Linked DNA regions of Homo sapiens: all the other regions are linked to region 1. Evidence: chromatin loops called from intact Hi-C (ENCODE). Cell type or tissue: B cell. All regions are shown on one strand. Each heading gives the region's core, and the rest is flanking DNA. Links, peaks and the distances in the headings are about the cores only.

The links. A loop is a pair of places that touch in the nucleus more often than their neighbours do. Peaks named below come from ENCODE experiments on the same cell type or tissue, not always from the same donor. Only the 100,000 strongest peaks of a DNase experiment are listed, where the experiment ranks them.
Region 2: a loop joins it to region 1, with 23 times the contacts of the local background. A loop is called at or near these places in 14 of 110 quality-filtered maps.
Region 3: a loop joins it to region 1, with 7 times the contacts of the local background. A loop is called at or near these places in 4 of 110 quality-filtered maps.

What each region holds. Positions count from the first base shown.
Region 1 is chrX:48,594,079-48,602,238 of GRCh38, reverse strand. It overlaps WDR13 (WD repeat domain 13), which reads right to left and starts at 4,747. Exons shown (of 10, transcript NM_001347217.2): 1 at 4,625-4,747; 2 at 4,202-4,281; 3 at 3,282-3,522; 4 at 2,777-2,886; 5 at 2,522-2,652; 6 at 1,613-1,920; 7 at 275-455; 8 at 33-174. The coding sequence starts at 4,242. RefSeq lists enhancers at 3,952-4,011, 4,032-4,101, 4,122-4,441. In B cell, for the core only: no CTCF peak of the experiment used is centred there; DNase peaks (open chromatin) are centred at 4,098 and 4,568; H3K4me3 peaks cover 1,367 bases; H3K27ac peaks cover 1,160 bases.
Region 2 is chrX:48,473,357-48,477,506 of GRCh38, reverse strand. It overlaps FTSJ1 (FtsJ RNA 2'-O-methyltransferase 1), which reads right to left and starts at 1,308. Exons shown (of 13, transcript NM_012280.4): 1 at 1,111-1,308. It overlaps LOC124905185 (a long non-coding RNA gene), which reads left to right and starts at 1,164. Exons shown (of 2, transcript XR_007068226.1): 1 at 1,164-1,628; 2 at 2,319-3,279. In B cell, for the core only: no CTCF peak of the experiment used is centred there; a DNase peak (open chromatin) is centred at 1,456; H3K4me3 peaks cover 1,818 bases; H3K27ac peaks cover 1,977 bases.
Region 3 is chrX:48,693,681-48,697,830 of GRCh38, reverse strand. It overlaps SUV39H1 (SUV39H1 histone lysine methyltransferase), which reads right to left and starts at 1,097. Exons shown (of 6, transcript NM_003173.4): 1 at 1,028-1,097. The coding sequence starts at 1,046. RefSeq lists an enhancer at 264-543 and silencers at 684-783, 1,074-1,373, 1,404-1,483. In B cell, for the core only: no CTCF peak of the experiment used is centred there; a DNase peak (open chromatin) is centred at 1,250; H3K4me3 peaks cover 1,682 bases; H3K27ac peaks cover 1,695 bases.

The sequences.
Region 1 (8,160 bases), core at 2,848-5,347:
CCGTCTCCAGGAGGCCCTGATGGGGGACCCACCTGTAGAGCAGCAACTTGTTGAGGCAAGCATTGATGAGCAGTGAGGGATCCCGGGCCTCGCGGCTGACCCAGGACCGGGCTGAGATGCTGGTCACAGGGCTCCCCTCATGCACCACCAAACGCTTGGCTTTGGTCAGCTTCCCTGCAGCAGCAGAGGGAGGGAAGGCAAAGGTGAGGGTGAGGGCTGTGCCCTGGGAGGGCTGGAGGGCGAGCACCCAGATGCAGGCCTGCTGTCTGCCTACCTGTGGCCATATCAAAGAGGAAAGAGAAGACACTGCCACGGTCATCACCCGCCCAGAGCAGCCGGCCAGGGGCATCAAAGGACAGAGCAAGGACACGGCCTGTCAGCTTGCTGGAGCCCCCCTTCACTTTCTTGCCTGTGGAGATGTTCATGACATGCACGTTGTGCTTGGCGTTCCCCACCTGTGGGGAGAATGCACAGACCATCATCCTGCTTCCAGCCAGGCCCTCCTTGAGTCTGACCACAGTGGGGCTGCTGTTGATGCGACTGGCTGGTCCCTATTAGAGTCTATTCACAATAGGGCTGTGGCAGGTAGACAAGGTGACCAGGCATGAATCCACCTCCCTAGCCAGCCCCTTTTGCAATCTGCCCAGAGTAGGCCACCTGCCTACGGGACTAAAGGGCCTTCAGAGCCATCATGCTGCCCCTTGGCCAGTCCTCCTACAGTGTGAGAACCATAGGGCCTGCCTAGGCCTGTGATCCCAGCTTTCCCCTGCTCCCTGGCTGCTCCTTTCTGGAACTTGTGGGGCTGCTGCTAATGCGGGGAGGATCCCGGCCCACAAGCTCACTCTTGGTCTGTTCCTCTGCAGTTCACCCCACTACACCCCGGGCCACACCAGACTTTCTAATGTCCTTCCCCTGCTCTCTGACCAATCTACCCTGGAGTCTGACACGGTGGGGCCACTGACAGACCAGACGAGGCTCAGCCTCATCATCCTGCTCCTCAGAGGTAGCCCCTGCAGTTGGAAAACTGTAGGACTGTAGCTGATGGGACCAAAGGGGCTCCAGAGCCAGAACCCTGACCCTGGCCCGTGCTCCCTGGAGTGTACCACAGCAAGGCCAACCCAGATCAAGAACGGCATTCCCCTTTTTATGGGGGGTGGGGGCGGAGTCTCGCTCTGTCGCCCAGTGGTGCCATCTCGGCTCACTGCAAGCTCCACCTCCCAGGTTCACACCATTCTCCTGCCTCAGCCTCCCAAGTAGCTGAGACTATAGGCGCCCGCCACCATGCCCGGCTAATTTTTTGTATTTTTAGTAGAGATGGGGTTTCACCGTGTTAGCCAGGATGGTCTCAATCTCCTGACCTCGTGATCCGCCCGCCTCCGCCTCCCAAAGTGCTGGGATTACAGGCGTGAGCCACTGCGCCTGGCCCACTCCCGTCTTCTGATCTGCTTCCCTTTTAAGTCTGACCACACTAGGACTGCTCTGACGAGATTGGGTGGGGGGTGGGGGGGTCCTAGGCCCCCCCTGGCTGTCCCTCCTTATACTCTGATTCCCTCAGATAGCCTTCCTGACCCAGCCCACCAGCCCTTGGTGAGTGGGTGTCCTGGAGCCTGACCACAGTGAGGTTGTTGTTGACAGGCTGGAAGGTGCAGCAGAGCAGTTCAGCGCTATCGGGGTCAGGGATCTCTCGGATGCAGCGACCATCCTCAGAGGCCCAGATGCGCATGGTGGCATCCAGTGAGGTGGACACGAGGATGTCATTGGAGAGGGACCAGGCGAAGTCGGAGACACCACGGGTGTGGCCCCGTAGCACGCGAAGCACTGTGGGTGGGGCAGGCACCAGCTGGCACAGGGAGATGCTGCCGTCGAGTGAGCAGCAGGCCAGGCGGTGTCGGTCATCATTGGCGAAGCGCACCCTTGGGACTGCAATGCCAAGAAGCCATTAGTGGGAATCTGCACACTCACTGGGCACTTTTCTCTCTAAAAGGCTCTGACGTGTGTGCCTGGGGCTGGGGCCCCACTGCATGAGGAACAGTGGCCTCAGCAAAGGGCTTTCCTTGGCTGACAAAGGGAACTGTAACCCCTGAAGACCCTCTGCCAAAGCTCCCTAAGTCTTAGCAGCTCCTTTGCAGATTGCAAAAGTCTTCTGCAACATGAAAAAGTTCCTGTCTTAGCGAACACTTTATAATCAAGGTCTTGGCAATTTGCAAAACCCTTGACACTGTAGCCCACTCTGCCCTCTGCAAGGGGATTTATCATCAGCAAAGGCTTTGAACTCTTCCAAGTGACTCAGGAACCCAGGCAGCCTGCTGCAAAGGGCTCTCTCTTAGGCTTCTGAGGCCCTTTCCAGTAGACGAAGCACTGACCACTTTGCAGAGGGATTTTCAGTCTACAAAAGGCTTTATGGATGGTCATTCCTCCTTTGGAGTGTGCCAGGGGCCTTGGATTCAGAAAAGGATGCCTTGGTTGGTTGTCACAGTTTGGGCAAACGCTTGGTGATGGAACCCGCTACCCACTGGCTCACCTGCCTCATCCACGTGCTGGTCAAAAACATGATACATGCCCGCAAAGGCATAGTTCTCGCTCAGTGACGTGTCCCCGGCCATGGCCCGACTTGCCTCTGCTGCTGACGTGGGCACCACGCTGCCAGGGGGCCTGGGCCCCAATAGGAAGTGAGGGGTGACAGGAGGTAGATGCGAGAGTGTTCAGTCTGCCATTGCCCCAGGGCCCCTCTCCTCCTCGCAACCCGCCCCCCGCCTTGGCTGCCTCTGGTGCATACCTGTCCTCATAGACGGCACGGTTCATCTGCGCCTGCAGCTGGTAGGAGCCTCTGCTGACAGAACGACGGTGCCCACGGGCCCCCAGGGCCCGAGGATCATCCTCAAAGTCCTGCAAATGGAGAGGGTCAGGGTGGGTGCATCTTGCAAAAAGCCCGAGAACCTTTGAGGTGTGGAGCCCTGAAAATCTACCTAGAGTCAGATCACTTCTCACTGTGTCCCCTGCCACCACCACCGCTGCCCACTTGTACTACTGCAGTGGCTTCCTCACGAGTTCTGCTGTTCCTGCCCTCCCCCTGCTCAGCAGATACTAAAGACAGGGCTTGCTATATGTTTACTGACCTGTTTACAAAGTTTGTGTGTTTACTGGTTTACTTGGCATATTATCTTTTTGTCCTCTGCTGATGCAGAACAGTGCCCAGCAAAGAGCAGGTGCTTGATGAAAGTCAGTGGAGTGAATGTGTGCAGGCAGGGTATGCCCGGGGGTGAATGTGGCCAGAAGCTCACCTCCATGCGGTCAAGAGTAGTGCGGCTACTGCGGACGATGCTGTTGCTATAGGCACGAGCACTGCCTGGCTCGGAGAGGGGCCCGTAGCGCTGGCCCAGCAGCTGCCCCCGAAGCCTCAGGTACTGCCGACGCAGCGCTGGGGGGTGCCCAGCCTTGGCATTCTCCCGCAGCAGCTGGCTGCGCCGGCGGATATACTGCGTCCGAAACTGTGGAAACGTTGGTGTGCGGTACGCGTTGTACCTGCAGGGTCAGGATGCAGGGCAGGCAGCAGGCACAGGACAGAGGGAATCAATCAGCTCGGGGGGGGGGGTACGGCAGGAGAGTGAGGTGTGTGGCAGTGACTGGGGCCTAGGTGGTAAGAATGACTAGCAGTGGTGATGAGGGACCTCTTGGTCCTGTGGTGGGAGTGAGTCTGCAGTAATAATGAGCATGGTCATGAGGTCAGTTTGCAGACAACAGAGTCAGTCTGCTGCCGTGCTGGGGTCCCTACGGGGTGACTGGGTCAGCGCAGACAATAATTAGGGTCAGTATACCAGGGCGACAGAAATCAGACTGACATTATGGGGGTCAGCGTTGGGAGGTGATGGGGTCAGAATGGGGAAGTGATGATGTAAAAAAAAAAAAGTCTAGGGGACACCCATAGGGGATAGGATGTCACCTGCCTGAGCCCCACCTCCCTCTCACAGGTAGCCGCTTTGCGCATGCCCACATCTGACCACATTTTCCCAGCTTGCTGTTTAGAATCCTCTCCGGCGCAGCCAACTCACCGCGGGCGTGCCCGCCCCCGCTACTGCGCATGCTCACCTCCGGCATGCCCACGCAGCCGCATAAGGCAAGTTCTCCGCCCAGCCTCACTTATCGCCATTGCGCATGCACCACAGTAAGTTCTGCTCCCATGGGCTTTGACCCCACGCCTCACCTCGCGTCCACTGCTAAGACTTGCTGCCACACCGCGGCCATTCCCCGGCCTCCTCCTCTGGCGTGTCCGCCCGCGGCAGCCTGCAGGACAAGGGCCTGGAATGTGAGCGTCCCGAGCGAAGGGATCTAGTTCCGTCCCTTCCACCAGGCGACCATTGCCATAGACATCGAGTCCCTCCGCGCCGGAGATGTCACGAACTCCCCCCCGGGTGTTACCATGGTCATCACCCCAGCCCTGCCCTTCCTGGGCAGCGCCCGGGTGACACACAGCGATTCAGAACAGACACCGCCCCTCCCCAGTCGCCATAGCAACGCCCCTCCCCCGCCTAGCATTCCTTGCTTGACATTCTCCACCCATCTTGTCCCCGCCGCCCTCCGCCTTCCCTTCTCAGATCCAAGAGCATAGCCCGGGATCGGGGACCACCTCCGGGGCTGCCTCCGGTTCTTGAGGCCCCCCGGAGCGGCCCTGAGACCACTGTCGCCGGTTCCTTCTGTCTCTCCTCCCTTTCTCAGGCTCCAGGCAAGATGGCTGCCTGCTATCAGAAAGAACTGCCGAGCCCAGAGCGAATCGATAGGCATCCTTCCCAGGGCGTGGGAGTCTCGCAGGCGCATTGAGGGACATTGGCTTCAAGCCCAAGGACGGAGGCTCCACCCCTTGACTTCTACCCACTCGTTAATTGCACTTTTTGTGTATACAAGGATAATGTCCAAGGGACATAGCGTCAGGGGTGAGTTTGCTAATCATTCCCTAGAAATCAGAAGTACAACATTATAAAAAAGAGAAGAAACACGACTTTTAAAAAGTGGTGTAGGGCCGGGCGCGGTGGCTCACGCCTGTAATCCCAGCACTTAGGGAGGCCGAGGCAGGTGGATCACTTGAGGCCAGGAGTTCAAGACCAGCCTGGCCAACATGGTGAAACCCCGTCTCTACTAAAAATACAAAAATTAGCCGGGTATGGTGGCGGGCGCTTGTAGTCCCAGCTACTCGGGAGGTTGTGGCAGGAGGATTGCTTGAGCCCAGGACGCGGAGGTTGTAGTGAGCTGAGATCGCGCCACTGCACTCTAGCCTGGGCGACGGGAGTGAAACCCTGTCTCAAAAACAAAAACAAAAAAAGTGGTGTAGGCCACTTTTTAGCAGCACAATCTTGTCCAAGCAAAACTTGAATAATAGAATAAAAAATCATCATATATGCAAAGACGCCTTGAAAGTTCACCAGTTCTTGCAGTGGGCCTCTGCACACCCCTGGGATGAGTAAGGTCGGTTGTGTGTGTGTGACTGGGATGGTTGGACTTGGATGCCCCCAGACAGCTTGAGGCTTGAGTTTCTTTCTTTTTTTTTTTTTTTTTTCTTTTTGAGACGGGAGTCTCGCTCTGTCGCCCAGGCTGGAGTCCAGTGGCGCGATCTCGGCTCATTGCAAGCTCCGCCTCCTGGGTTCACGCCATTCTCCTGCCTCAGCCTCCCAAGTAGCTGGGACTACAGGCGTCCGACACCACGCCTGGCTAAATTTTTGTGTTTTTAGTAGAGAGGGGGTTTCACCGTGTTAACCAAGATGGTCTCAATCTCCTGACCTCATGATCCGCCCGCCTCGGCCTCCCAAAGTGCTGGGATTACAGGCGTGAGCCACCGAGCCCAGTCGAGGCTTGAGTTTCTAAAGACAGAAGATAGAATTAGGCAAAAGAAGCTTTGGGGTTTGGATCCAAAGAGGCTATCTGAATCATCTCTATTTCAACTTCCAGCAGGAAGCTGCTTTCAAACTGTTCATCTTAACGTTATCAGGGTAAACTTCCTGTTGGATCTTAACATCAACTGACATAAAATTCAAAGCTGTTATTTTCCACATTATTTTTATAACAAATACAATCAATTCAACAATGTTTTAAAGTCACCGAAAGATCACACTGTATTGTGTTGACTCAGCATCTCCCTTGTCCCTGTAACAAGCTTATCAGTGTCTTTTCATATTAAATACTCTTTTGTAACATGATTGATAAAGAGTAAACTCTATTTCACTGCACAAACATGTAACCTTAACAAGAACAACTAATATTTATGAGACAATGTGCTGGGTACTGTTCAAGGTATTTTATACATATATTAATCTATTTAATCTTTTTTTTTTTTTTGAGATGGGGTTTCACTCTGTCACCCAGGCTGGAGTGCAGTGACACGATCTTGGCTCACTGCAATCTCTGCCACCTGGGCTCAAGCAGTCCTCCTACCTCAGCCTCCCGGGAGCTGGGACCACAGACATTTGCCACCACGCCCGGATAATTTTTCTATTTTTGGTAGAGACGGGGTTTCACCATGTTGGCCAGGCTGGTCTCAAACTCCTGAGCTCAAGTGATTCGCCCGCCTCGGCCTCCCTAAGTGCTAGGATTACAGGCGTGAGCCACTGTACCCAGTCAATTTAATCATAATAACTGAAGGTTGTGGGTCCTGTTACTATCCCCATTTTACAGATGAGGATATCTGAAGCCCAGGGAATTCAAGGGTGACATTTTATTGAACTGGTTCCCTTACGTTTTTTTTTTTTTTTTTTTTTTTAAGACATGGTGTCAACTGGGCGTAGTGGCTTATGTCTGTAATCCCAGCACTTTGGAAGGCTGAGGCGGGAGGATCACTTGAGTCCAGGAAGTTGAGACCAGCCTGGGGAACAAAGTGAGACCCCATCTCTACCAAAAATTAGGCATGGTGGTACATCCCTGTAGTCCCAGCTACTCGGGAGGCTGAGGCAGAAGAATTGCTTGAGCCTGGGAGGTTAAGGCTGCAGTGAGCTGTGATCATGCCACTACACTCCAACCTGGGCAACAGAGCGAGACCCTGTCTCTTAAAAAAAAAAAAAGAGGTCGGATGTGGTGGCTCACACCTGTAATCCCAGCACTTTGGGAGGCTGAGGCGGGCAGATCACCTGAGGTTAGGAATTCGAGACCAGCCTGGGCAACATGGTGAAACTCTGTCTCTACTAAAAATACAAAAAATTAGCCGGGCATGGTGGCAGGAGCCTGTAATCCCAGCTACTTGGGAGACTGAGGCAAGGACAATCACTTGAACCCTGGAGGCGGAGGTTGCAGTGAGCTGAGATCGTGCCATTGCACTCCAGCCTGGGCAACAAGAGCGAAACTCCATCTCAAACATAAATTAATTAAAAAAGAGAGAGCGACATGGGGTCGGCTGGGCATGGTGGCTCGTACCTGTAATCCCAATACTTTGGGAGGCCAAGGCAAGAAGATCACTTGAGTCTAGGAGTTTGAGACCAGCCTGGGCAACACAGTGAGACTACATCTCTACAAAAATAAAATTAGCTGGGTGTGGTGGTGTGTGCTCATAGTCCCAGCTACTCAGGAGGGTGAGGTGGGAGGATTGCTTGAGCCTGGGAGGTCAAGGCTGCAGTGAGCCATGCCACTGCACTCTGGCTTGGATGTTAGAGTAAGACCCTGTTTTTTTTTTTTGTTTTTTTTTTTTGTTTTTTTTAAAAAGAGAGAGATATGGGGGTATCTTGATATGTTGCCCAGGCTGGTCTCGAACTCGTGGCCTTGAGGCATCCTTCCACCTCAGCCTCCCAAGGAGCTGAGATTTACAGGCATGAGCCACTGCACCCAGCCCTGAACTGGTCCCCTATTTGTGACTGGCATTGGGTTTATTTCCATGTTCTTTTTTCACCATAAAGAGTGTTGTGATAAATACCTTTCCCATTCACTTCCACCTTCTCTCAACAGAGCCCTGCCCCTTCATCCCACCACTCTGCTTCCAAAGAAATATGATGGAATGAAATAACAGAAGAGTCAGGAATTCGAGTCAGGGATACCTGGGAAATTCTGTTTCACCATTGGAATGAATTCTTTTATTGTTTTTCAATATTAACATATTAAATTTATAAAAATTATTTTTAAAACCTCTTCCTATAAGGCTATAAGATACTAGACAAAACAAGCTGATGAAAGGTTTGTTGGCTGGGCACT
Region 2 (4,150 bases), core at 24-2,523, 120 kb after region 1:
TTGTACCTCCCACTCCCTATATCTCTCTCGTTTCACCCCATTCGCCATTAATCCCTTAGATGATTAGGCCCCTTTATTACTACATCCTTATGAACCTCTAACAATGCCTGGAGAATCATGGTCTATTAGCTCCCCATTAAGCATTCAATTACTGATTTATCAGCCCCCATTAACTCAGTTTTCTCCAATAGACCCTTCATAGATCACAGCACTAGCCTCCTGCCCTGTAACTCTTTCATTAACAAACACGTTAACTGATCACACATCAGTTCCCCATTCTCCCCTCACTGTCCACCCTGCTCTCCATGGATCCATCACTGGATGATCACACTCCAACAGTTTACTATTCACCTACTATGTATCAACAGAAGTTAACCCCCCCAACCCTAGTTTACTATTGCCCTCTCTTTACTCACTCTGTCCCCTAATTCCTCGACGGTCATGCCACCATAGCCCAACTACTGACTCTGACTACAACACCATCAGCCTCTCATTATCTTTTCTTTCACCAAGGCCCCTTGATCATGACCTCCATCCATCTATTATTCCCCCCACAACCTCACCATCATCCTTGCCATTACGATGCCCCATCACTTTCCATTAACCCGTTGAATATCATACCTCCATCAATACCTGGGGGATCATTTTCCCATCCATCACTCGTTATATTCTAGTTGCTTACTCTGCCATCCCCTCATTAATCAATCAATGAACAACAGTTCGACTAAAATATTCTTATTAGCCCCCATTGATTCCCCAGTAACACCCCACCCTCACGCTCCACCCAACCTCCCAAAACAGCCTTCTGACCACACTCCCCGTCCCTCCTCATCAATACCTCAAAGATGATAGCTCCATCGGGACCACCGGGTACCCCTCCAGGCGGCTCCGACCGCTGCGTCCCATGTCCCCACCTCGAATCCACCCCGTCTACTGGTCCCCTTCTGCAGACAAACCTTGGGTCTAGAACCCACCCGGTGCCAGCCGCCCGAACCATACACAGCTACGGCGCCCAGGGCGGACCTCCCTCCTTTCCCCGCAGGCGGGACAGTGCAGGCGTGCCTCAATAGCCTCCGCCCGCATTCCTGTCCTCCGCGCCCCAGGGCCCACCTTAGTTTTCGGAGCAGGGTGGTCCGCGAGCAGCCTGTGCCTCGGCGAGAGCGCAAACGGGCGACAAGTCCTAGGGCTTCAGTTTGTGTTCGTAGTCCACCCGAATGCCCGGGGGGGCAAGCCTATGGGCTGTCGCAGCGTGGCAAACTCGGCATCGTGGATCGCCCAGGTTCCGGCGGGCCGGGACCTGATGTGAACGTACAACGTGAGCCCCGTCATCTATTGTCGACGTATCCGGGGCTCGCGAACTGCGTTTCCCGGCATGCAACGGGCACGGCCAAAGCGGCTGAATCCACGCACTGCGTGGCTGCAGCGACGCGACGCGCAAGTTGCCAGCGATTCTTTGTTCTTTTTCTTCCGAGGCCAAGATCGATTTGCTCCCCCGCCCCTCCCTTCTTGGACCGTGCTTGTTATTGAGCCTGTAAACTACATTTCCCAAGATGCCACGCGCAAGATGGCGCCCATTCATTTTTCGCGTGCCGGGAAGCGAAATTACCACTCGGGGCATAAACGTGACAGTAAGGAAAATGCGTTCTTGAAGTGCGCGAGCGCGCGGAGGCTGCTCGGCTGCAATTTCAGATCGCACTACAGCTAATGCATGGCGCTGCCTGAGTTTTACTGCCTCAGAACTTCAGTTTCCCTGTCTGGAAAGTGGGGATAATCAATAGTATAGACTTAACAGCATTATTGGGAGGGTTAAATAGGTGTAGCTTAGCCACTCTCTGGGCTTTTGTAATTCTGTGATCTTCAAATATTTTAAATTCCATCCCAGACACAAAAAAAGACTATACATCCTGACCCAGTGGACAAACGGAAAAATAATGAAAACGTTTATCATAGTGTTTACCATGTGCTAGGCTCTAAATGCCCTCAGTGGTGTGCTGGTAAATGGTTAACCACTGGCTGGGGCGGGGGTGGTGGCGGGGAGGGGTGGGGGGAAGGGAGGCTGGTTTCTAGCATTTACCAATTTCCATGGCTTAGGTACAATCTTCTTGTTAGATTTCAAGGTACCGACCTGTGGTCACTGAACAGGGAGTTTAAAAGAGATGCAGTAGTGCACTATCATGTATTATTTTTACCATACAGATAAAATGGGGGTAAATGACCTCAAGAGCATAGAGAATAGTGGAATGTGGTAAAATTAGGAAGTTACCAGTTTTGAGTAAGTTTATATCATTTCATTTTTAACCATAGCTGTTTAACTTTAGGGGGCTGAGGTGGAAGGATCGCTTGAGTCCAGGACTTCAAGACCAGCCTGGGCAATATGGTGAGATCCCCGTCTCTACAAATAATAAAAATAGCCGGGCGTGGTGGTGTGTGCGAGTAGTTCCAGCTACTTGGGAGGCTGAGGTGGGAGGATTGCATGAGCCTGGGAGGTCAAGGCTGCAGTGAGCCTTGATCTTGCCACTGCACTCCACTGTGGGTGACAGAGTGAGACCCTGTCTCAACAAACAAACAAAACCAGTTGTTAAACCAGCTGTTTAACAACCAGTTTGCAAAATTTCTGAAAATTGAACAGCTCCTCCCAACCTGTATAAGTTGGCTCCAGCATGTCCTTCCCTTTGTTCATTCATTTTAATCCTGGCAACATGCATATGAGTATTAGCCAGGGGCGGCGGCATGTGCCTTTAGTCCCAGCTACTCCAGAGGCTGAGGTGGGAGGATCCCTGGAGCCCAGGGGTTTGAATCTAGTCTGGGCAACATAGCGAGAACCCATGTCTCTTTAAAAAATAAAAGGGCTGGATGCAGTGGCTCACGCCTATAATCCCAGAACTTTGGGAGGGCGAGGCGGGGGGATCACTTGAGGTCAGGAGTTGGAGACCAGCCTGGCCAACATAGTGCAACCCCGTCTCTACTAAAAATACAAAAATTAGCTGGGCGTGGTGATGCGCACCTCTAGTCCCAGCTACTCAGGAGGCCAAGGTGGGAGGATCACTTGAACCTGGGAGGTGGAGGTTGCAGTGAGCCGACATCGTGCTACTGCACTCCAGCTTGGGCGACAGAGTGAGACCCTGTCTCAAGAAAAAAAAAAAAAACAGAATGATTGATTCCTTAGCACACGAGCTTCACCAGGCAGGGATTCCTGTTCTGTCATGTTCACTGCTGCCTCCCAGTGCCTGGAACAGGGGTGGCGCACAGTTGGTGTTCAATAAATGTTGGTTGAATTCATCCTTTTGTTGCTTCGTTCCTTAATTTTTTCCCCAGTGGTGCGTCCTGCATTTCTATGGAGCCCTGGGTGGAGGCGTAGAGACTCTGAGAACCAGGGAAGAAGCCAGAGCTTTGTCAGCAGAACTCAAGGGCATTGTGGGACTGTGGGAACATGACTCCCCTGCAGAGGCGAGCGAGTGTGAGAAAGGAAGGGTTCGAGCCACCAGGCCTCCGCTCCACAAGAGAGGAGGGGGTGCCAGGCATTGGGGGCCCATGTTCACCCTGTGGGACGCTTCCCACGTCCTGTTTTCTTGTCGCTCACGAAGAGGATGTTTAACTTTTAGCAAAGAAACTTGCTTCCTCCAGCAGGACCGGGGGTTTGGGGGACAGGAGCCAGGCTCTGAACTCTCCAGGCTCTTCCCGAAGTAGGGTGTCGGCCTGCAGCTCCCACCCGGCACCCCACTGAGTGTAAAGGTGTCCTTCCCTTGGCCTCCTGGAGGGGTCAAGGAAGGGGGAGCTGCCAGGCCAGCTCTTTCCCGGTGGGGGCATCTTAGCAGTGTGAGGGAACGAGGGGGGTGGCCCAGGGGCAGGGGACTAGGACTTTGCTGCCCAGGGGCTGCTTTGAGGAAAGGAAGTGACTGGAAAGAGTTACTCCGTGGGGAGCCTGCATGAAAGGACAGATTGGAATCCCATATGCAGCCCAGCAAGTGGGACTTTGCTTTCGCAGAGAAGAAATCATTAATTCCTCCCACAAATATGTATTGAGCAATAACTATGTGTAAAGCATTGTCTTAAGTGCTCTGCCTGTGTTAATTAATTCAATTGTCTCGATAGCCCAATGAGTTAGGCGTTATTAGGCCCTTGAGGAAGCTGAGACTCAGTGAGGTTTAGG
Region 3 (4,150 bases), core at 24-2,523, 98 kb before region 1:
GCACATTCTTAATCAAAGTACTTTAGAAGCCATTTTATCAAATCATGTCTCAAAACATTCCAAGGGCAGTCAGTCCTCATCCTATATCATCTTTTTAAAATGTTTAATATTTTCTGCCTCCCATTGCAAAAATCACACCTAAACTTTAGATGTCAACCTAAAAACGTACAAGAGCTTTTCAAAATTATTTCGTGTGCAAGCCCTACCCCCCCTACTTAGGCAAGACCAAGTGGAGACTGAGCCCGCCTGTGCCCACGCTTTCCTCTCCCTACAGCCTGTCCTCGCAAACCCCTTCCTTCACTTGCATTTGAAACCCCACTTAAGTGGTCCCAATTAACACCCTCCAGCTGCTGGCTCCGGAACTGGCCACAGGTGGACTCTCCTGAACCCCTCAGAGGTCCTCCCACTTGTGGAACCCATCCTCCCTGCGGCTTTCGTCACATAGAGGGGCCCCCCAACATAACTGAGTCACCCCTCTTTCCCTGCACATGGGGGAGTCCAGCTGTCCTATTAGGAAGGCCCCATTTCTCTCTTCTGGGAGATCCTCTATTCCAAACCCTTCCCCCATCACGCCGAGAGGCGATACTTTCCCCCAGAAGAGTTCTCAGTCCCCGCACTCTGAAGGGGGGGTCTGTCCCCCTTATCTTCCCTCCCCTTCCGGCGTCTCGCGTGGACACCGAATGGGTAACGGTCACCAGGGGCCGATTTTCCCGCGCGCGGGCGCGGCCTCCTCGACAAGCCCCCGCGCGTGCGCGCGCCGGTCCGGCCGCGATCTGCAGCGCGCGCCCCCCTCCTGCGTCCCCACTTAGCCCCAGGCCCGCTGCGTTCCGAGGCGCGCGCCCCCTCCCCTGAGCCCCGCCCAGCCCCGCGCACCAGGCCCGCGCTCCCCGAGCCTCATCCTTTCCGCGCCGAGCTTCCGGCTCCCGGCGCCGGGGCCTCGGACGCCGGGGCCCCGAGCCGGCAACGCCACCCCTCCAGCCCACCCGGCCCGGCCAGCGGGCCCGCGCCTCTGCCTCCACTGCTTCACCTTTTAAATTTTCCGCCATCTTTCCCCACGGCTAACGACATTCGGGCCTAGCCGGCCTCGCGAGAAGAGCGCTCGCGCGGGCGTGGCCGGGAACGCGCAGCCTATTGGCCGCGGCTCCCGACTCGCAGCACCCGCGCGGACCAACCGGAGAGCCGTGACCGAACCCCTCCCTGCCGCCCGGCTCGGTCCCGGAGGCGGGTGCTCGCCGCGCTTTCCCAGAGTGCGTCTGGGCGGCGGCGGCAGCGGGAGCGACAGCGGCGGTAGCTAAAGTTGCCAGAGGCCCTGCCCGTGCGCTGGTCTGTCTGTCACACTGCTAGCCAATCACGTTATCAGCCAGTCGCAGTGGTTCCTCAGTCCTGTCATACTCCCTGTTATCACCGTCAGTCAGCCCGTCATCTCATTTTAACCCCAAGCAGGCCGGGGCTCCCAGGTGGACTAGTGCCGTATCCAACTGCTCAGGCGGTCGCCCCAGACAGGTGCCTAGTCAGACTCCCGGCCCCCATCCACACTGCTGGGCAGTCAATACTGGCTTCCATTTGTGCCCTGGCCAGCGGCGACTCCCTGGAGGCAGGCAGACAGCACTGTTAGCCAGCCTGCCTTATCATTCCCTAAGACCATCCTGTCCTCACGTTGTCAGCAGATCAATCAGTCCTCCTCTCCACCCACCATAGCCCTGGGACCAGCTGCGATTCTCCCTGGCTAAATCCTCTCATAGACTGCAGCATCCAGCCATGCCCCCAGGCGGGCTGTGATTAGGTCGGGACAAGCTGTCACTGTCAGCATCTAATACAGCCCTGTCGGGCACTATCAGTTGGTCACTGTCTTTCCCTCAGATTACTTCTCATTCACACCACGATCAGTCACAACATCCAGCTAGGCCCTCAAAGCAAATAGTCACAGCAACTAGAGGTAGGATTAAGCCTCCACACCACCTGTCAGTGGGTCAGCCAGTCTGTCATTTCTCAGGCGACTCATCCCCACCATTGGTCAAGTCAGTCTCCTCTGATGCGTTGAAGCTGAGATTCTATCAGGGCAGACAGTCCGTAACCACGTACAGCCATCGAGTCAGACAGCTATGCCGATTTTGCTCCTGGCCAGCTGGCCTGTGACTCGTTCAATCCGCCCCTCATCACATCGTCAGTCATTCTCAGCATCCGACTGACCGCACCGTCTGTCAGGTGATCAGTCAGTCAGAGCACCCAGCCAGGCCCTCCAGCATGCTGTGATTCGAGCAGCGTGGATAGTTGATCACCAGATACAGCTGCCTAGCAAGCAGCCACGGGTCTGTTGATCAGTTAGCCTGAAGTTTCCCCAGGTGGCCCTCCTTTACACGGTGCCAGACAGTATAACATCTAGACATTCCCCCGCCAGCTGTGATTCCTGACAATAGTCATTCACAACATCCGGCCACCCAGGCAGGCAGTAGCACCACGGGCCATCAGTCAGCCAGCCTGCAAGGTCCTCAGGAGGCTGCCTGTCTTTTCCACTGTCAGGCTACCAGCCCCAGCCAGTCCTAGGCAGGCTGTCATTCAGTTAGATGTTCAGGAAACTGCGCTGTCACGTCCTCAAGTTGCGCCTTCTCCCTGTCACTCCATGAGTTCTGTAGTCAACCAAACAGTTATACAGTTAACCAAACGGATATTCTGTCTGCCTGCCAGTCCAGCTGTGAGCTCATTAAGAAGTGACTGGCTGGTCTGAGGTTCCGTCAGCCCCAGCTTGCCCTGAGGGGACAGACAGGAGCGAAGGTCCCACCATGCATCCCCTTCCCTCCCTTACTCCTTCTCGAGCAGAGTCAGGTGCTCATCCTCATGTACCCCCAGTCTCCTCGGGCAGCAGGGCTCTCCCACTCCCGGGTGTCCAGGAGACCTGTCCAACCCACAAGAGTGATTTAAGACAGGACCTCTGCCTGTCTGGATCTGAGAGGGAGACAAAAGGGTCTGTCGCCAGTAGTGCCCCCAAACACTATAAAGTAGTGGGCAAAAGTCTGGATTCTGGAGCCTGACTACCTGGACTCATATCCAGGCTCTGCCATTTACTAAATTACTTGATCTTAGGCAGTTTCTTAAACTGGTCTGTAAAACCTGCAGTAAGTGACCTTGGGGTGGGTGTCTCCTGCTCATCTGGAAAGTGAATCATTCTGGACTAGCACTTTTTCAGGAGACCTCAAAAGTTAAGAGGCCATCTTATTGCTACCGTGTCCCACTCCCAGCCAGTTGTCTGTTCATTCAGCATTAATTTAATGATTACTGCGTTGCCCAGTGCCGGAGCCAATATAAGGTTTTATTCACAGGTTTGACCTATTGTAATGTAAACCTCAGATTGGAGTGTAACACAAATACAGAAGGGTACACAGACCAGGGGTGAACACTGTAATGAGTTTTCACAAGCAGACCTACATGTGGAACCAGAATGCAGGCTGAGCAACCATTAAGCCAGATCTCAGAAGCATTTAATTGTTTCATATAAATTTATTGGGTACAAATATAATATTTTTTTTTTGAGACAGAGTCTCACTCTGTCACCCAGGCTGGAGTGCAGTGGCGTGATTTCGGTTCACTGCAACCTCTGCCTCCCGGGTTCAAGCGATTTTCCTGCCTCTGCCTCCTGAGTAGGTGGGATTACAGGCGTGTGCCACCACACCTGGCTAATTTTTGTATTTTTAGTAGAGATGATGGGGTTTCACCACGTTGGCCAGGCAGGTCTCAAACTCCTGGCCTCCAGTGATCCACCTGCCTTGGTCTCCCAAAGTGCTCGGATTACAGACATGAGCCACCATGCCAGGCCACAAGTGTAATTTTGTTACACAGATACATTGTGTAGTGGTGAAGTCAGGCATTTTACTGTATCCATCATCTGAATAATGTACATTGGCCTCCCAAAGTGCTAGGATTACAGGCATGAGCCACAGCGCCAGGCCACAAGTGTAATTTTTTTACATGGATACGTTGTGTAGTGGTGAAGTCAGGCATTTTACTGTATCCATCAACTGAATAATGTGCATTGGCCTCCCAAAGTGCTGGGATTGCAGGCATGAGCCACAGTGCCAGGCCACAAGTGTAATTTTGTTACACGGATACATTGTGTAGTGGTGAAGTCAGGCATTTTACTGTATCCATAGCCTGA